Regions from separate parts of the Homo sapiens genome. Here region 1 is linked to region 2. Evidence: chromatin loops called from intact Hi-C (ENCODE). Cell type or tissue: sigmoid colon. All regions are shown on one strand. Each heading gives the region's core, and the rest is flanking DNA. Links, peaks and the distances in the headings are about the cores only. Region 1 overlaps LRP5 (LDL receptor related protein 5). Region 2 has its middle 16 kb from the start of C11orf24.

Region 1 (10,381 bases), core at 1-8,000, 140 kb before region 2:
TTAGTAGAGACGGGGTTTCACCTTGTTAGCCAGGATGGTCTCGATCTCCTGACCTCATGATCCACCCGCCTCGGCCTCCCAAAGTGGTGGGATTTCAGATGTGAGCCACTGCACTGCCCCGGCCCCAGCATGAACGCGTTTTTAAAGGAGGCTGGGAAAACTAAATTCATGGATTGCATCCCCTACATGAGGACTGCAGGGTGCGATGAAGGCCATGAAGGAAGCACTCACTGCTCCAGGGGTCGCCCACACTGCCTCAGCTCCAGGCTTCCACGGGGCTGTGCTTTCTGCCCCAACCTGCTCCCTCAATTCCCAGCTCCCTCGTATTTTAAAGCCGGGGATCTGACATCACATCCACCCGACGGGCAGCAGAGTCAACCCGGGCATCTCACCCAGGACTGCAGGCAATGCAGCAGCAAGCATCACGTCCTCTGTCCTCTCATCCTTCATCAGCAAAGATTGACTGAGTGCCTCTGACAAGCAGGTGCAGTGTGGGACCCCGGCAGGACACAGAGTCCCTGCCCGCGAGCCCCAGGCCTGTCCCTGCCGCACCTGGATGCTGCTCTCTCCAGTGTAACTCTGTCACCTTTTCAGGAAGAGACAAATCATTGTGCCAGACAACGACCTCCTCGGGGAGCGTCCTGAAGATCCTGGCTTTCAGGTGGAAGGTGCACATGCGTGGGCCACAGGGGCAACAAGCACAGCCCAGCCCAGGCAGACCCAGGAGGGAGTCCTGAGCTTGGCACCTGTGAGTTGCACGGCTCTGCGTCCTGCTCCCCAGTGCGAGTAGGGCAAGGAACTACATTTGCAGACGGGGTCACTGTGGGCACGAAGGCTCCCGGCCAGGGCCGGGCACACAGCAGGTGCTCAACAAATGTTAGTCACTTTCTAACCATTGTTACCGACATTCCTAGTCCATAACCACTCCCTAATCAGCTCCCTTGGTCCCTTCCCATCTGTCCTTGGCCAGATACTGTCACCTTTCCTGTCCTGCCCTTCCCCAGGTCGGGGCACCTGAGCTCAACACTTATGCCCAGGCATGGACCCGTCACTTCCTCCTCATGCAAGTCTGCATGGCTGAGCCATGGCTTGGGACCCCCCGGACTCACCGACGACCTTGGCCACATTCACAGCTTTGAGCCCCATCAGGTCGGGCAGCTGGTCAATGATGACGTCCCGGCTGGCCTTGACCTTGTGCACCCGCTCGATGCTGCGGCGCTGCCAGTCAGTCCAGTAGATGAAGTCCCCCAGCAGCGTGAACCCAAAAATGTGCGGGAGCTTGTCCTCCAGGAGGGTCCGCCTCTTCGTCCCATCAACATTGATCACCTGCAGGACGGCAGAAATATAGGTCTGGATGGGCCAGGGCCACACCAACGAGAGCCAACCCGGACCCTGCCTGGGGCCTGAGCTGCCCCAAACAAGACGGGTTCAATGCCCAAGAGCCGCAACTTTACCTGCACCTTGCCAGGTACCATAAAACACCAGGTAGCATGGTTCCCCAGGGGTGCTGGATAAATGACGCTTTGTTTGTTTGTTTTTTGTTTGTTTGTTTGTTTGAGATTTTGAGACAGCGTCTCACTCTGTTGCCCAGGCTGGAGTGCAGTGGCAAGATCTCGGCTCACTGCAAGCTCCACCTCCCAGGTTCAAGCGATTCTCCTGCCTCAGCCTCCCGAGTAGCTCGGATTACAGGTACCCGCCACCACACCTGGCGAATTTTTGTATTTTTAGTAGAGATGGGTTTCACCATGTTGACCAGGCTGGTCTCGAACTTCTGACCTCAAGTGATCCACCCTCCTCAGCCTCCCAAAGTGCTGGGATTCCAGGCGTGAGCCACCGCGCCCGGCCATGATGTTTTCACTAGGATGCCACGTCCCCAGCTGATAGAGCAGTGACAGGGCCAGCTGAGGATCCCTTTCCCATAGCACCCCCTACCTGTGCTGGGATGAGAAGCAAGATTTGGAACAGACCAGGCAAGCAGGTGTCCTCTCCCGAACCACTGCAGGCTGACAGGCAGCGGCTGCCTGGAGAACCAGGGCGTGCTCCGCAGGAAGGAGTCCTGGGATCAATTAGCAATGCCTGCCCCAGGTGCAGCAATGGGCGGAGGGCTCCAGATCACACCCACCACACAGAGCAACTGCAGGACCTGGGGCAGGACCTGGAGCAAATATAAGGACCTGGGGCAGTTATGAGCAACTGCAGGGCCTGGGGCAGGACCTGGAGCAAATGTAAGGACCTGGGGCAGTTATGAGCAACGGCAGGGCCTGGGGCAAAGTTCTCCCGCTTCTCTGTGAACTCATTTCCCGCTGGGTCAGGGCCGGATGAACTCTGAGGGCACTTCTGGTTCTAAGTCTGAGCCTGCAGGTCTCAGATGCTTTCCACCCTGTCTCCTCTGAGATGTAGCAGCTAAATATTTTTCTTGAAGAGTCAATGCTGATTAAAAGCAACCACCGCAAAAGCCACCGAGGAGAAAATACTGTCAAGGTAAAAACACCTGAACCAACGGAAGCATACAGCCGCGTGAGATAGGACGTGGTTCTGATGATCCATGAGCCTGCAGAACTGTATGTTAACAGGAAGGTTGAGTTAGGCGCAACATCCAAGTTCTCCGGCTCTCAGGACAGGATGAAAGAGACACAAGGCCATTAAAGGCAAGCTTCCACAGGCCTCCTGCTACCAGATTACATTTCCAGCTTACCAGAAAAGCGACAAGTCCTCTGTTTTGCAGGTGGCAAAACTGTAAGGCAGATGGAATGCATGTTAAGAAACAAAGACTTCGGTCATCTGTTGTTGGATGGCACAGGACAAAGCTGCTAGGGCCAGGCACAGTGTGATCCCAGCCTGTAATCCTAGCACTTTGGGAGGCCGAGGCAGGCGGATCATTTGAGGTCAGGAGTTCGAGATCAGCCTGGCCAACATGGTGAAACCCTATCTCTACTAAAAGTACAAAAAAAAACGAGCTGGGCATGGCGGCACACACCTGTAATCCCAGCTGCTCGGGAGGCTGAGGCAGGAGAATCGCTGGAACGCAGCTAGCGAAGATTGCAGTGAGCCGAGATCATGCCATTGCACTCCAGCCTGGGTGACAGGGTGAGATCTTGTCTCAAAAAAAAAAGCTGTTAGGAGAGCGGGAAGGGGACTGGAAGCTCTGGGACCCAAAGCCAGGCCCCGCCTCAGCTCTGCCCCCAAGGGGCTCTGGGTCCTCGGCAAGTCCTTGCACCCCCATGGGTCTCAGTTTCTCCACCTGTAACTGAGGGGCTCAGATTAGCCCAGTGGCTAACGTCACAGAAGAAACAACAAAACAGCAAACAACGGCCTGGCCCCAACCTGGAGCAATTAAGTCAGAATCGGATAGCCCAGGGCCCAGGTATGGTATCATGATAACAGCTCCCAACAGGCGGTTCTGATGAGCAGGCGGGCGGGAACATGGTTAGACCAGCCCCTGCGACCGTGCCTGGAAGTCTGAGCTCTCCACCCATGCCTGGATGCTCCGGTGTGCAATGAACAGCAGGTGATGGAGCCCTGGTCCCAAAATCATCTAGGGTTCTTCACATTTTTGCCTCCACAACAGGAAGACACGCAAAGGCCATGAATGCACACACCTGTGTGTGACACTCAGAAAACATCTGAGGGGTTGGCCCCATCCCAGCAGCACAGAACCACTCCAGGGAGGGACCCAGCCCTGGCGTACAATGAAGAAGTGCAGGCTTCTCCAAGGACACCCAGCGTGAGAGGAGGGGCTCACAGTAGCGGGCGAACCCTTTCCCCTTCTTCCACTCACAATAACAGGGCTGGGGGAGGGACATCGGCACAGAACACAAACACCACAAAGAAAAGAATCAGCATTTAGAAAAAGAAAGCAATCCAGGTTTCGATCTACCAAAAGGTCACTATTACCTCTTAAATTTTATTCTATTTTTGTAGAGATGGGGTTCCACCATGTTGGCCAGGCTGGTCTCAAACTCCTGTGCTAAAGCAATCTGCCCATCTCGGCCTTCCTTCCAAAGTGCTGGGATTACGGGTATGAGCTGCCACACCTGGCCAGAGGTCATTATTTTTATTTTTTATTTATTTATTTTTTTTGAGACGGAGTTTCACTCTTGTTGCCCAGACTAGAGTGCAATGGCGTGATCTTGGCTCACTGCAACCTTTGCCTCCCAGGTTCAAGCGATTCTCCTGCCTTAGCTGGGATTATAGGCAGGCGCCACCATGCCTGGCTAATTTTGTATTTATTTATTTATTTATTTATTTTTAGTAGAGACGGGGTTTCTCCATCTTGGTCAGGCCGGTCACAAACTCCCGACCTCAGGTGATCTGCCCGCCTCAGCCTCCCAAAGTACTGGGATTTACAGGCGTGAGCCACCGCGCCCAGCTCAGAGGTCACTATTATCTCTTGGAGAGATTTTTCTCTTCTTGCTCTATTTCCACACTTTCTTAATTTTAATACCAAACTTCCAGACATGTTGAACTGAAGTGAGGCAAGGAAGTCCATTTCCCTGGCTTCATTGAAGAGCAATAAAAAGGAGCCCACAGAGGGCCCAAGGCAAACAAGGGTGCTGGGCAGCGGCCGGCAGCCACTTCCTCCCTCTCTACCCTTGCTCCACACTCCCAGGTGGCCCCAAAACAAAGTGAGAGGAGGCGACGGGCTGTTCCACCCGGCTGGGGCTGGCTGTAGCCTCGGCAAGCGCAAGACGCTGGCTCTGGGCCGGCAGGGCCTGCGGAATCTCCTGGATGGGCAGAGCCTCCCACAGAGACCCCTATGGTGGCTCAGAAGCCACTCCCTGAACCTCACCACTTGCCACCTGGATTCCAGAACCCAGGACACTCCCCCAAGCCCCCTACTTTCCACCCAGATCGCAGAATCCCAGGGCACCCGGTGGACCCGGCCAACTGGGAAAACATCAGGCTTGCAATGAGCAGCTCTCAGTTGCTCTAATACTGGAGGAAGGAATCCCAAAGTGGCCTTCTGAGGACAACTTTCAGCACATCTTGACCGGCCCAACCCATCGGCAAAAGCCACTCTGCTGGGTCAGGCCTCCCCCAGACCTGGGGCAGGTTCCCTCTGGGCCGACTCAGGAGGCCTCTGCCTTTCCTGGAGCCAGATATTTCCAAGAATGCCTGAGCCGAGCCAAGCCTCTGGGCGTCAGGGGACAAGATGCAGAGAACGTGCCTGTCCTGGCTCCTGGGAGGGAACAGAGCCAAAACAGAGTTCAGAAATAACAGGGGCCAAATTTAGGACACCCAGGAACGCCAGTGCCGGAAGAGAACTTGGGAGATGAATTTTCCAGGACAGAGGTCAGCAAACTTTTTTGTAAAGGATAGAAAATATTTTCAGCTTTCAGGCCATAAGGGTCTCTGGAGCAGAAAGCAGCATGGAGAGCACGTGACTGAACAGGCATGGCTGTGTTCCAATACATGTTTTTTGGTTTTTTTTTTTAAAGAGGCAGGGTCTGGGCTCTGTCACCCAGGCTAGAGTGTAGTGACACGATCTTGGCTCGCTGCAACCTCAAACTCCTGGGCTCAAGCCATCCTCCCACCTCAGATGCCTAAGTAGCTGGGACCACAGGCGTGAGCCACCACACCCAATACTTTTTAAATATATATTTTTAAGAGATAGGTTCTTGCTCTGTCACCCAGGCTGGAATGCAATGACATGATCATAGTTCACCTCCTGATCACTTGAGCCCAGCCTCAAACTCCTGGGCTTAAGCGATCCTCCCACCTCAGCCTCCCAAATCGCTAGAGGCACACACTACCACACCCGGCAAAACTTTATCAGTGAAAAAACAAAAACAGGCTGGGCTCCGTGGCTCGAGCCTGTAATCCCAGCACTTTGGGAGGCCAAGATGGAGTTCCAGAAAAGCCTGGGCAACATAGAAAGACCCTGTCTTTACTAAAATTAAAAAAAAATTAGCCGGGCTTGGTGGCACACACCCGTAGTCCCCGCTACTCAGGAGGCTGAGACAGGAGGATCGCTTGAGCCTGGGAGGTCAAGGGTACAGCGAGCCATGCCATAGCACTGCACTCCAGCCTGGGTGACAGAGCGAGACCCTGTCTCAAGAAATTATTTATGGACACTGAAATTTGAATTCCATATAATTTTTTTTTTTTGAATTCCATATAATTTTCATGGGTCATGAAACCTCCTTTGGCTTTTTTTTTTTCAAGTAATTAAAAAATGTAAAACCCACTCAGCTTGAGCATGGTGTGAAAACAGGTGGCAGGGCTGGATCTGGCCCGGGGGCCGTAGCTCTCGACTCCTGCTCTAGTTCTGTGCACTTGTTTTTCAGGAAATGAAACTAGACCCGAGAGGCTGTGTCTGAGGACAATGAGATGGTCCAGCCAGAGGCCACCCAAGGGTCCAGCCCTGTCCTCTCCGAGCTGCCAGCTTCTGTCCCATTCCCAGGGTGAGCAGAGCAGGCGCACGCCCCCCTGACCAGCACACCAAGGAATGGGCCGGCCGCCGGCTGCCAGCTGGGAGGGAATGACGGGAGATCCCAAAGCAGCCCACCCTAGCTGTGCTCTGAGGGGCAGGGCTGCTGCCGTCCTGCAGGCTGACTCTGGACAGTCGCCTGCTGTGCAGTGTTTTTATGAAGAACCCTGTGTTTCCTCTGACTCGGCTGTGCAAACAGACATGAGCCCAAGACCCACCCTCTGACAGCACGTGTTTAAAGGGGAGAGTTCTGTTGTCTGAGGGAAGAAGTACCCCACTCTGTTGAACACAAAACCCAAAAGGAAACAGCAACAGTTATCTTGCTTCATGTAATAAAAAAAGATCTTATACACATGTGCGCGCACGCAAACACACACACACACACACACACACACACACACACACAAACACACACAGCTCTGCAGTGCCAAAGCCCAGGGATATAGCCTCTCCCCAGATCCCTGGGAGCACAGTGCAGCCAACAGACCCTGTCCCATCACTCCCGCTGTAAGTGATGTCACCTCCACCCACTTAGCAAAAGTCAGGGGTGCCTGTCAAAGGGCACGAGGTTTGGGGGTCACTCCTGACCCAGACCTGGTACGTCCTGAGTCCCCGTCAGGGGTCAGCACGGAGACCCCAACTCAGGCTGGACCTCAGAGGGTCTCTGCTCTGGGAGACCAGGCCGGCTCACAGACAAGCGAAATGACAATGATGATGGTGATGATGACGACGGTGATGGGAACTCGGGCCAACCGAGCGCACAGACCCTGGAGGGGCATACAAGGGCCACAGCTTCCAGCCTCCAGGCAGGGACCAGGTGTCGCCATTTGGAAAGAGGACCTTCCCTGGAAGGCCAAGGAAGCAGGATGTCCCCACCATGGCATACGGCTGGAGTGACCCCGGCTTCCAGGGGAGAGGGCCGGGGGCAGCTGGGCACATGGGGCTGGGGTTCGGGAGAGGGCTGGGCTGTCCCTCCAGCATGAGGGCACGGCCAGCGGGTGGGAAGAGTGGCACTGGAGCGTGGGCCTCAGAGACCCACAGAGATGCCAGACCCTGCCACTTTCACACACAGCCATGTCTTGTGGCACAGGATATAAAAGCCATGGCGGGGCAGAGGAGAGAAGGGCAGGGTAGAGGGGAGAAGGGCAGGGCAGAGGGGAGACGCTCCCAGCCAGGCCTTCCCCTGGCTGAGCCCAGGTGGGCGGGGAGGCAAGAACGTGAGGGCTTGGTCCTGAGGGGACATGCTGGAGGCTCACAGGAGAAGCTGAGTGTGGCTGCAGGTGTCCCAGGGGCCAGAACTTCCAACCCCCGGGGCTCTAGACTCAGGAAGAGGGCTAAGGAGGTGTCCTGGGGCAAAGCCAGCACAACACTGGAATTCCTAGCCCAGGAGGCTGGAAAAACGGTGAGAAGAGGCAGCTATGTGAAGCAGAAGGGAAGTGGGGATGCAATCAGGGGACCTCAGCCCACGACCACTCGGGCTTCACACGTGGTGGGGCAGGACTCGGATGCGGCTCCAAGCAACCTGTAGGTGTCAGGACTGCCCTGGGTGGGCCCCAGCAGGTGGGGAGGGTGCCCAGGGCTGGAACCACCGCCACTCCCAGCTGTCACTGATGATGGCAACAGCTGGTCGCAGGATGGGGCTAAAACCCTGTGTGTGTCAGTCAGGCTGCTGGGGCGGCCTGGAAGCTGATTCCCAGGACAGCTGTCACAGTCAAGGCCAGCAGGAGGGGCCTCCCAGACCCATCCGCCGTCTCCGCTCCACTCTGTAAATCTGTTGTGGGCGTCTCTAATGCCATCTACATGAAACCTCATTTCATAGACCTTTGTTCTTCTCCCAATTCATCAAGGGATCAGCCACAGCTGCCCGTGAAGTCCTCTCATGCACTGGATGCTGAAAACCTGGAGCCTGATTGTGTTCAAAGGCAGAGCCCGGCTAGCCCCGCAGAAAGCACCTTCCTCCTAGCGCCCAGCTCCACACAGCCCAGCTGCGCACACCACCACGTGGAACGGAATCCTCTCTCCCACCACTCCCCAGCAAAGGTGAGCGGCAAAACACGTCCAGGGCTGGTGTGGGCTCCTCAGCACCTGGGTTGGCCACCTTGTTGCCTCCCGACATAGCATCTTAAAAATGTTCCCATTGTTCCAAATGTGTCTCCTCCCTGACCCCATTTATACCTCCCCCAACCATCCCTTCCACCTGGAGTCCAACTGCATCCTCAAGGAGCCGTGGCTCCTTGCACCTCAGCTGTCCCCAGAGTCCCCAGAAGCCACCACAACCCCAGCAGCAGCCACTGTCCCCGCCATTGCCTGGGACACAGCTGGCACACACTGCGTACTCAGCGGGTGTTTCCTGAACGAGCCTGCAGGCCCAAGACCCTCATGTGAGATGGGGGTCCACAGCAGGAACACTGGCGCATCCACCCCTGAACAAAGTGCCAGGAGGGTTTGCTCCTGGCGCTGGGCAAGGACCTGAGAAGCAGCCATGACTCGCAGAAGCCTGAGGACATACCCAAGAGCGGTGGCCACTTGCAGGAGGAAAAGACGCACCAAACTCCAGCAGAAAACACAGAGCCAGCATCTCCACGGGCACATCCGAGGTGTCCCGGGGCAGGAGGTGCCAGCAGCAATCTCGAGGCTAAGTCAGCTCTGGACGTGCAGGTGGATGGCAGGGCGGGTCTGGGCATCCACCTGCACCTTCCCAGAGAGTGCGCCACCAGGGCCACAGAGGGTAAAGAAAGGGACCCATGATGAGGTAGTCTGAAAACGCTTATGCAATGTATCCCCCTCTTAGAAACAGCCTGTGTAAGCATATAAAGGGCGCTGAGAAGGCCTGCAGTGAGGCACCCCAGCAGTCCCCAAGTTCTGGCCACCAAAGACACCCGTGCCCTGCGCCATCACTCCTCATCCTTCAGTATCTATTCTCCTTAGGCCCCCAGTGATGAGCTCCAAATCGTCAGGTAATGAGCTTCCAGTGCATGACCACAGGGTGGCCTGCTCCACGATCCCCCTTCTGCTACTGTGACGCCCCCCCACTTCAATTCCTCGGTTGGTCTTTTTATCTTTTTTTTTTTTTTTTTTGAGATGGAGTCTCACTCTGTGGCCCAGGCTGGAGTGCAGTGGCGGGATCTCGGCTCACTGCAACCTCCGCCTCCCAGGTTTAAGCAATTCTCCTGCCTCAGCCTCCCAAGCAGCTGGGATTACAGGTATGCACCATCACGCCTGGCTAATTTTTGTATATTTAGTAGAGACGGGGTCTCACCATGTTGGCCAGGCTGGTCTTGAACTCCTGGCCTCAAGCAATCCACCCACCTCAGCTTTCCAAAGTGTTGGGATTACAGGCGTAAGCCACCACGCCCAGCCACCTCGGTTGCTCTCAATGTGTTCCAATCTTGCTTTCCTGTCCTACCATGCTCAGAGGGTGTCTCTCCCTGGCCCATTTTGAAAGCCAAGGATGTGACCTCCGCCTGTTCCCTCTCTCCGCCCTTCTACCTCCTGACCTCCGTCCCTTCTGTGTGTCCAGCACCATGGCCTGTAAGCCTCATATTCCCTATAGCAACCCAGCACTGTGTATAGGGCTTTGAGGATGTACAGACAGATTCTTAAAGTGGGAAATCGGGCCGGGCGCGGTGGCTCACGCCTGTAATCCCAGCACTTTGGGAGGCCGAGACGGGCGGATCATGAGGTCAGGAGATCGAGACCATCCTGGCTAATGTAGTGAAATCCCATCTCTACTAAAAATACAAAAATTAGCCGGGCGCGGTGGCAGGCGCCTGTAGTCCCAGCTACGCGGGAGGCTGAGGCAGGAGAATGGCATGAACCCGGGAGGCAGAGCTTGCAGTGAGCCGAGATCGTGCCACTGCACTCCAGACTGGGCAAGAGAGCGAGACTCCACCTCAAAAAAAAAAAAAAAGTGGGTAATCAACACGCAGTGCTCACGTCATTGTGACACGA
Region 2 (10,576 bases), core at 1-8,000:
TCGACCCCGGAGCCTGCTCCTTAGGCCAGTTCCCCTGGATTCCAGGCTCCCATCCTGAACATCCAGCCAGCACTTGCTCTGTGCTTGTTACATGCCTGCCCTGTCCCTGTGCTGTGTGAATGTGACTTGCTGTGTGAGTGTAACCTGCTGTGTATGACCTGCTGTGTGAGTGTAACCTACTGTGTGTAACCTGTGTGTGACCCGCTGCGTGTGTGTGATCTGTGCGTGTGTAATGTGCTGTGCGTGTGTAACTTGCTGCGTGAGTGCAACCCACTGTGTGTGTGTAACCTGCTGCACATGTGTGACCTGCTGCATTGCCTCAGCCCCAGGAGATCAGCATCACAATCTCCATTTTGAAGACGGGACCACTGAGGCACAGAGCAAAGTCACTCCTGGAGGCCCAGAGTCAGGATTGAGCCCTGGTCCTAGAGTCCCAGCTGTTTGTTTAACTAGGTTCCTTTGCCACCTGCCCAGCCTGAGCTTGGCCTTTGGTCCTTCATCTGCCCACCTGCCCAAGGCAGCAAGAGCTGATGGGCCACACGTGGCCAGGGCATCTTGTAAGGCCATGTTCTCAGGCCAGGTCTGCGGCTGCTGAGACCTGGAGCAAGCTATAGAGTGTTCTGGAGCTCGGCTTCTTCCTCTGGGAAATGGGGAGAGACAGAGCAGCATCTGCTGTAAACATGGCAGCATGGGGCCCCACCCAAAAGTGGTTGTGGAGTTGGCTGTGGCTTCTCAACCACCTGGCGCTGAGGCAGAGCTGATCTTTGTCCGGAATCTCCTGTCTCCCACTCACCAAGATCTCCCTGGGCTAGGTTTGGGTGGCCAGCTTCTTATTTAAGTTCATCTCCAAAAAGGATGTCAAAGGGCCTGGGATAAAAGGCTAAGACGGTAACTCCCAAACCATTTGAAGTAACTTCAAAGCCGAGGCTGGGAAAATATGGAGTGGGGAGAATGGGTCAGAAGCTGCCCCCCAGTCCTCTCCTCCTGTCTTCTCCCTCACTGCACCCCGGCTTCCCCAGCCTTTTCTTTCTCATTGTCACGTCCTGCTGGCCCCTTCCCCTCTCCCAGCCTTCACTGCCTGAGTCAGGCCTTCTGGACTGACAGCCACACTCCACAGAGCTTGTGCCTGACTGTCTCCTTTCCTGGCCATCACACATCGGAGTCGCATCTGCATGCTTAACTACAGGCACTGGCGCTGGCTGGGAAGGTGGTTGGTTCCAGCCCCTGGCTTGTCTCCCTTGCCATCTTGAGCTCTAGGCCAGCTCGCAGCATTGTCCTTGAATCTGACAAGACACCGTCTGCCCGGAATGGGCAGCTCTGCCCACCATGGGTAGACAATCGGAGCTGTGGAGGATGCCCTTTCCTCTGCCTGACTTCACCCCAGTGGCCCAGGCGAGGACCAGCCTGCTAAGGGTCAGCTCTCCACCCTGGCTCATTGAGCCTCCCCTGGGAGAGCCAGAACCCTGGGCCTGTGTGAGCTGTGGCTTGGGGGGTGTTCTCATAGACTGTGGGCACCTCGTTCCTTTCTGGGGAGGTAGGATGAAGAGTAACCTGCAGTGCTGGCCTTCAGCTTGTGACTAACGGCCTCTGCCTGGCACCCCTACATCCAGGGAGTGGGCCACAGGGATCTGCAGAGTCAGCCAGTCAGTCCCCCTGCCCCAGCCAGGGCCCCCAATTTTTTTTTGACAGAATCTCACTCTGTCACCCAGGCTGGAGTGCAGTGACACGATCTCGGCTGAGTGCAGCCTCTACCTCCTGGGTTCAAACGATTCTCCTGCTTCAGCCTCCCGAGTAGCTGGGATTACAGGTGCATGCCACCATGCCTGGCTAATTTTTGTATTTTTAGTAGAGATGGGATTTTGCCATGTTGGCCAGGCTGCTCTCAAACTCCTGATCTCAAGTGAACCACCCTCCTCGGCCTCCACTGGGATTCCAGGCATGAGCCATCGCACCCAGTCTCCGAATTCTTTTATCCTCTGAGAGCATTGGTCACACTCTCCCCCTCCATCCTTGGGGGTCCTATTCCAAACCCCCTGCCATTGTTCTCTCTTGGATGGCGTTCCTCCTGGACCACAGGTGCCTCAAACTCAGCATCCAAGGCCAACCTCAGCATCGGCCCCCAGGAGTGTGTTTGGCCCCAGGGGTCCTCCCTGTACCTAATGGCATCCCCACGTGGGCTAACAGATTTAGAAACCTGTGCTTCCCCCTGAGTCCAACTGGCCATCCTAAAGGTTTCAGTACTCCGGCCGCTTCCCCTGTCCTGACCCCAGCTGCTGCCCGGCCTTGGGCCCACCACCAACTGCCTGCCCACTCTGCTCCCAGACAGCCTGGCTCATCCGTTCTCCACCCTGCGGCAAGGGACCCGTCAAAACACAAATCTAACCACACCCGTCCCTGCCGAAAGCCCCAAGCTCCTCTGCCCAGCACTACAGGCCCAATGCAGCCCCCTGTGGTGAGTCCCAGCCAAACAGAGCTCAAGGCGCCCCCGTCGCAGACCTGTCCAAATCCAGGGGCTCCGGGCTTTCTTCTCCCTGCCTTGGAGGACACGAGACTGCAAGATAAGCCAGGTGCCATCCTGGCCTACACAAAGTCCCATTCAACTCACTTTATCAGGTGCCTAGTGAGCACCTACTGTTTGCCAGCCCAATGGGGATTCAGAGATGACGTGGCCCAGGAGCCCCCGGTGCGGTGGGTGAGACCTGCCTTGTGAGGAACACAATGAAGGTGAGGGGTGGGCTCAGAGAAGGTGCCTCCTCCACCCTGGGGAGCTCAGAGAGCTCAGAGCCCCCCTCAGGCTTTCTGTTCCTGCGGCAGGGGCAGTGGCTCATCCGGGGCCTAGCACAGCACTGACACACAGGAGGTACAAAGTCCCTAACTGATGGGTGAGAGTCCACACAGAAGGTGCCAGAAGGCCAAACAGAAGTGAGAGTCCAATTCGGGGCTTGGCCCCAAAAGGAGCTCTCGTCCCTTCACAGTGAGGAAACCAAGGCACAGAAAGGCCAGGTTGCTTGGCCGAGGTCATCCACCAAGCAAATGGCAGCACAGCATTCACACTGGATCTGTCTGCAAATGTTGGGCGTGGCTCAGGAGCACACGATGGCCACAGGGAGCAGAGGCTCCTCCAAAGCCGTGAGAGCTGAGCATTCACACCGGATCTGTCTGCAAATGTTGGGCGTGGCTGAGCACACCACGGCCGTAGGGAGCAGAGGCTCCTCCAAAGCCTTGAGAGCCCCGGCAGGGCATGGCCTCGAGCTCGACAGGGCATGGCCTCGAGCCAGCCAGTTTCTCTAGGAGCAGGGCCGCATCTCTTGGTAGAGGAAGTCCAAGGGCTCCCCCTGGCGGGCAAGGCTCCCTCCTAGCCTTCTTGTTTTTTGTTTTTTTGAGACAGAGTTTCATTCTTGTTGCCCAGGCTGGAGTGCATCTTGGCTCACTGCAGCCTCTGCCTCCCGGGTTTAAGCGATTCTCAGCCTCCTGAGTAGCTGGCATTATAGGCGCCTGCCACTACGCCCAGCTAAGTTTTTGTATTTTACTAGAGACGGGGTTTCACCATGTTGGCCGGACCGGTCTGGAACTCCTGACCTCAAGGTGATCCTCCTGCCTCGGCCTCCCAAAGTGCTGGGATTACAGGTGTGAGCCACCACGTCCTGCCCCTCCCAGCCTATTTCACCAGCCCTGGTGCTGGCCTTGGCTAGAGACACCATCCCACCCTCCGGCCCCCTGCGCCTACCATTCCATGTTTGCAGGTGGAAACCCCTTAGCCCGCTCCCCTGACAGCAGGGAGTCTTGCCGTTACCCCACACCAGAGAACTCTGGCCCTCTTCGATTGTTCCAGGCCAGGGGGGCTCGGCTTCCACTATGGGATGGATTGTTCTAGGTGGTATTAGGTCATTTGCGCCTGTAACTGTCTCCCACCAGAAGGAATCCACGAGTTCAGGGAGAATGCAATGAACTCACAGGCAGCCCCCCGGGCCTCGGTCCCAAAACCCACCAGCTGGGTCAGTTGGGACAAACCACGACCATACTCAGCCACAATTTCCGTATCTACAGCTTTGCTTCAAGATCCAGCGCAGTGGCTGACACAAGCCGATACTTTTTAGAATATGGACTACGTTCGACTACGTTGAATTCTCTGTGATGGTCTTCCTGCTCCCCGCCCCAGCCCTACTCATCCTCCACACAGCAGCCGGAGGATATTTTAAAAACACAACTCAGCTCCTAATACTCCCCTGCACAGCAATCCCCGATGGCCTCCTGCTGTGAGCAGGAAACAAAATCCAAACATTTGCAGTAAAAACACAGATGAAAAATCAGGGAGATGCGGGATCCAGGCAGAGAGGCCAGCAATGCGGAGCCCCCAGGACAGATCCAAGGCCACAAGTGTGAGGAGAGAAGGGCCCTGGGGAGAGTGAAAGAGACAGGCCGGTCCCAGGGGACAGCGGCGGGGGAGGAGCGGGAGAGCCCAGGAATGCACAGGGAGTCACGTTATCCAGTTCAGAGTTTAAAAGATGACTCTGTTGCTTGAGGCTGAAGTCATAGGCTGTCTGAGGTGTGCTTTAAAATGCTTCCACATCAGGAGAAGGGGGCAAGAGAATCGTGCCACAAGACACATGTGGCTGCCATCCATCCAGCATGGCTGATGGCTTCATGGAAGTGGGGGGTCTGTTTCCCACTCTCTCCATGTTTGTGTGTGTTTAGAAATTTCCATCATCAAAAGTTAAAAGAGGCCAGGCTTGGTGGCTCATGCCTGTCATCCCAGCACTTTGGGAGGCCGAGTTGAGTGGATCATTTGAGGTCAGGAGTTTGAGACCAGCCTGGCCAACATGGCAAAACCCCATCTCTACTAAAAATCCAAAAATTAGCTGGGTGTGGTGGCAGGTAGGTGCCTGTAATCCCAGCTACTCAGGAGGCTGAGGCAGGAGAATTTCTTGAACCCAGGAGGTGGAGGTTGCAGTGAGCCGAGATTGCGCCACCGCACTCCAGCCTGGGTGATAGAGTGAGACTCCGTCTCAAAAAACCCAAAAGTTAAAAGAAAAAGTGAATGGAAGGGAGGGAGGAGGGGAGGAAGAGTTTCAACTTCTATCTCATAAGTACACGATCACTTTGGCTGCAGATAGAGAGGCCTGGCTGGCTCGGTCATCCGCGGAGTGAGGAGGCTGGCTTGGACCAGGGTGTGTTCACACAGATGGACAGAAACCGAGGACCCTAGGGGCCACTTTGGAGGCTGAGTCAGCAGAACGTGCACTGCTTCCTTATGTACGATCCACGTGCCCACGGCAGGAGCCGGGGTGACCCCTGCATTTTTGGTTTGAGAAGGTGGAATGGTGGAGGGATCGTTTCTCGGGGGGAGGGAAAGGGTGAACCTTTATTCCCAGTGCTTCACACGTGAATTCATTTCATCCTCACCACAGCCCTGCGAGATAGTATGTCATCATCATCAGCCCCCCGTTTAGAGGGGAAACTAAGGCCTGGGGAATTCATGAACCTGCCCACCGTTACACATGTCACATTGCTGGTAGGTGACCCCAGCTTCTATGCTTTTACCACTAGACCATACTGCCTCTTTTTTTTGTTTGTTTGAGACAGAGTCTCACTTTGTCACCCAGGCTAGAATGCAGTGTCATAATCTTGGCTCACTGCAACCTCTGCCTCCTGGGATCAAGCAATTCTCCTGCCTCAGCCTCCAGAGTAGCTGAGACCACAGGCGCCTGCCACCATGCCCCCTTAATTTTTGTATTTTTAGTAGAGACAGGGTTTCACCATGTTGGCCAGGCTGGCCTCAAACTCCCGACCACAAGTGATCTGCCCGCCTCAGCCTCCCAAAGTGCTGGGATTACAGGTGTGAGCCACTGTGCCCGGCCTATACTGTCTCTTGATAAGGGGGTACAGAAGGATTTGGAGAGAAGGTGGCCCAGAAATCAAGAGTCCTGCTGTGGGTTGTGAAGGCAGAGATGCCTATTGGATGCCAGGCAGACACTGGCCGTGAGTCTGAAGCACAGGGAAGGTCCCCACAGGACTGGTAGAGTGCTTCACCGCCTCCCCACGTGGCGGGAACCATTTCTAAGCCCACTTTCAGATGAGGAAATAGACAACAGGGGAGGTAGGTGACTTGCCCAAGGTCACACACAAGGTAAGGGGTGGGCCCAGTCCACCTGACTCCTGAACCCCAACTTCACCAGTGCTGCGTGCTCCGGGCACACGCTGAATGTACTTGAAGCACAAGATGAGCCCCGCTGGGCAATCTGGACTTCAGAGTGAAAAACTCACTGTCTTTTATGAGCCAGGGCCCACGGCAGGGGCCTGGTCCCGCTTTGCTGACTGTAGAGATGCCCGCTTGGACAGGACACAGCAGGAGGGCAGCAGGCACGAAGACGTCAGGTGAGCAGAGAGAACCACGGAGTGGCGCCAGGCGGGTAGGCCCAGCACATGAGATTCCGGGGGCCCTATACGTGGAAATGCATGAAGAAGGAAGACTCCACCCCAGCCTCTGGCCTTTCTCCTGAATCTCTGGGAGACCCCCCAACTCAGCATCTGAAAGATCCAGAGAACAGGTCCACGAACACGGAGCAGCTCTTTGTCTTGGGGAGCCTGTGGCTACAAGGAACAGAAACCTCAGGCCGTCCCAAGACGGGGATTTGCTGCAAAGACAGAATGAGAGCCGGGCCTCCTGGGGGCCGTGCGTCTGCTCCTCTCCTTCCCTCTGCTCTCTGCCCATCTCTGCTCCTCTCTGCAGAGGACCTACCTCCCGAAGCTGTTAGGCTCTGCTTTCCCCAAGGGGCTCTGATTGTAACCTTGGCTCCAACAGCAGCCCATTTAAGCTGCCTGTCCAACGCCCAGGTCCTCTGTGATCCAGTCCACTGTAGCCACAAGGCTGTCCCTAGTGGGCTGTCACAGCCCAGCTGTTCAGAAAGGGTTGTGGGCCAGGCGCAGTGGCTCAGCCTGTAATCCTAGCACTTTGGAGGCGAGGCAGAGGTTAGTTCAAGCCCAGGAATTCAAGACCAGCCTGGGCAACATAGCAAGACCCCATCCCTACAAAAAATAAAAACTAGCCAGGCATGGTGGCACATGCCTGTACTCCCAGTTCCTCGGGAGGATAAGGCAGGAGGATGGCTTGAGCCCAGCAGGTTGAGGCTGCAGTGAGCTATGATCCCACCACTGCACTCTAGCCTGGGTGACAGAGAAGACCCTGTCTCAAAAAAAAGGGGAGGATGTGGACAGAGAAGGAAGGATGTGCATAGCTTGGGATCTGTGCCAGGCCCTGGGCTGAGCTCTGGGACACAAAGATGCAAAGGAAATGCTTCCTGCCTTCCAGGAGTTACAGTGGGGAAATCAGATGGTGACAGTGACAGGCAGTCAACAGGGACAGGAAAAATGGCGCTCTAAGGCCCCACTCGGGAGCTTCACTCTGCAGGGCAATTGGCAGTGGCATTAAAGCTAAAGATGCAGCCGGGTGCGGTGGCTCACACCTGTAATCCCAGCACTTTGGGAGGCCGAGGTGGGCGGATCACCTGAGGTCAGTAGTTTGAGACCAGCCTGGCCAACATGGTGAAACCCCATCTCTACTAAAAACACAAAAAAATTTAGCCGTGCATGGTAGCAGGCATCTATAGTCCCAGCTACTCTGGAGGGTGAGGCACAAGCATCACTTGAATCCGGGAGGTGGAGCTTGTAGTGAGCCGAGATCACACCACTGCACTCCAGCCTGGGTGACAGAACAAGACTCCGTCTCAATTAAAAACAAAACAAAACAAAAAGACTAAAGATGCAATCACACATCTTGGTTTCTTCCTTATGAAAGCACACATGGAGGCACTAAGGAGAACATCATGGGCCACATTATTTGTGATGGCAAAACATTTTAAAGCTCCAAATCATCTTCAATGGTGCTTATACAAAGTACTGAACAACAGTTCAGAGGAATGAGCTAGAGCTCCATGTAACAGAATTAGTAGTTTTCAGCCAGGCACGGTGGCTCACGCCTATAATCCCAGCACTTTGGGAGGCCGAGGTGGGTGGATCACCTGAGGTCGGGAGTTGAAGACCAGCCTAGCTAACATGGCAAAACTTCGTCTCTACTAAAAATACAAAAATTAGCCGGGCATGGTTGTGGGCACCTGTAGTCCCAGCTACTTGGGAGGCTGAGGCAGGAGAATGGCATGAACCCGGGAGGCAGAGCTTGCAGTGAGCTGGGATCACGCCACTGCACTCCAGCCTGGGTGACAGAGCAAGACTCCATCTCCAAAAAAAAAAAATTAGTAGTTTTCCAAGACATACTATTGAGCAAAGAAAAAGAAAAGTTGCTGATAGTACCGTACAATACTGCTTGCATTAGTTACCTATTGCAGTACAATATTACCACAAATTTAGCCATTCAAAAAACAGCCCACAGCTGGGCGTGGTGGCTCACACCTGTAGTCCCAGCACTTTGGGAGGCCGAGGCAGGCGGATCACAAGGTCAGGAGATTGAGACCATCCTGGCTAACACAGTGAAACCCTGTCTCTACTAAAAATACAAAAAACATTAGCCAGGCATGGTGGCACGGGCCTGTAGCCCCAGCTGCTAGGGAGGCTGAGGCAGGAGAATTGCTTGATCCCAGGAGGTGGAGGTTGCGGTGAACCAAGATTGTGCCCCTGCACTCCAGCCTGGGCAACAGAGCGAGACTCCATATCAAAAACAAAACAAAAAAACCAGCCCACATTTATCACCTCAGTTTCTGTGAGCCAGGAATCTGAGCGAGGCTTAGCTGGGTCTTCCAATTCAGGGTCTCACAGAGCTTTAATCAAGGTGTCAGCAAGGGCTGCAGTCTCATCTGAGGCTCACCTGGGGAAGGATCTGCTTCTACGCTCACATGGTTGTTGGTAGCATTCAGTTCCTTGCAGGACTGCAGACTGAGGGCTTCAGCTTCTCACTGGCTTTTGGAGGCTGGAGGCTGCACCCACTTCCTTGTCATGTGGCTCACTCCATAGGCCGCTCGTGACAGGGCAGCTTGCTTCTTCAAAGCCAGCAAGGCAGAGAGTCACTAAGCAAGACAGACTTTATAATCTTTTAAAATTATTAGTGTGATAAAATATACATCAGATAAAATTTACCATTTTTACCATTTTAAGTGTACAATTCAGTGGCATTAAATACATTCACAGTATTTAATTGTATAACCAGTACTTTTTCCACCATCCCAAACAGAAGCTCTCTACCCATTAAGCAATAACTCTCTGCTTCCTCCACCCCCAGCTCCTGGTAATCTTTATTCTACTTTCTGTCTTCATAAATTTGCCTATTCTAGATAGAGTGGAGTGATAGAAGTGGAATCATCCAATGTTTGTCCTTTCACTTCTGATTTTAGTAATCTGAGCTTTTTTTTTGGTTAGTTTAGCTAAAGATTTGTCCATTCTGTTGATTTTTTTTTCAACTTTGATTTCATTATTTAATGGTTAATTTTAGCTGTCAACTTGACTGAGTTAAGGGATATCCAGATAGCTGGGAAAGTGTTATTTCTCGGTGTGTCTGTGAGGGTGCTTCTGGAGGTTGGCATCTGAATCACCGGACTGAATGAGGAAGATCTGTCCACATCCAATGTGGGCAGGCACTGTATTAGTCCGTTCTCACACTGCTAATAAAGACATACCTGAGACTGGGTAATTTATAAAGGAAAGAGGCTTAATTGACTCACAGTTCAGCATTGCTGGGGAAGCCTCAGGAAACTTACCATTATGGGTCAGGGGAAGCAAATACATCCTTCTTCACTTGGCAGCAGCAGGAGAAGAATGAGAGTCCAGCGAAGGGAGAAGCCCCTTATAAAACCATCAGATCTCATAAGAACTAACTCACTATGATGAGAACAGGATGGGGGTACCACCCCCATGATCCAATTATCTCCATATGGTCCCTCCCATGACATGTGGGTATTATGGGAACTACAGTTCAAGATGAGATTTGGGTGGGGACACAGCCAAACCATATCAGACACCATGCAACTTGTTTAGGCCCATATAGAACAAAAAGGCAGAGGAATGGTGAATTCACTCTTCTGGAGCTGGGACATCTGTCTTCTCTTGCTTTGGACATCAGAATTCCAGGTTCTCAGGCCTTCAGACTCTGGGACTTATACCAGTTTCCCAATTTCTCAGGCCTTTGGCCTTAGTGAGTTACGCTATTGGCTTCCCTGATTCAGGCCTTTGAACTCAGAATGAATTAGATCACAACTTCCCTCATTCCCCAGTTTGCAGACAGCACATTGTGGAACTTCTCGTCTTCCATAATCATGTCAGTGAATTCCCATAGTCAATCTATTATCTATCTATCTATCTATCTATCTATCTATCTATCTATCTACCTATCATGTGTCTGCGTATGTATCTATCTGTATATATGTATGTATGTAGCCATCTATCTATCTTTGTATCTATCTGTATGTATGTATGTTTCTATCTATCTTTGCTTCTGTTTTTTGGAGAACCCTAATACACATTGATTTTTTTCTTTTTCTTCTTTTTCTAGTCCAAGTGAAGCAGTGGGAGTAAAGAAGGAACAAAGAGGCCGAGCGTGGTGGCTCACACCTGTAATCCCAGCACTTTGGGA

The links. A loop is a pair of places that touch in the nucleus more often than their neighbours do. Peaks named below come from ENCODE experiments on the same cell type or tissue, not always from the same donor. Only the 100,000 strongest peaks of a DNase experiment are listed, where the experiment ranks them.
Region 1: a loop joins it to region 2, with 8 times the contacts of the local background. A loop is called at or near these places in 3 of 110 quality-filtered maps.

The regions. Positions count from the first base shown.
Region 1 is chr11:68,394,428-68,404,808 of GRCh38, reverse strand. It overlaps LRP5 (LDL receptor related protein 5), which reads right to left. Exons shown (of 23, transcript NM_002335.4): 8 at 1,110-1,326. Among named protein-coding and RNA genes, the nearest start is that of PPP6R3, 61 kb to the left of the region's middle. RefSeq lists an enhancer at 7,277-7,776. In sigmoid colon, for the core only: no CTCF peak of the experiment used is centred there; DNase peaks (open chromatin) are centred at 4,678, 5,148 and 5,504; H3K27ac peaks cover 1,046 bases.
Region 2 is chr11:68,250,327-68,260,902 of GRCh38, reverse strand. No RefSeq gene overlaps it. Among named protein-coding and RNA genes, the nearest start is that of C11orf24, 16 kb to the left of the region's middle. In sigmoid colon, for the core only: a CTCF peak has its summit at 3,337 (motif pointing left); a DNase peak (open chromatin) is centred at 3,312; H3K4me3 peaks cover 368 bases; H3K27ac peaks cover 510 bases.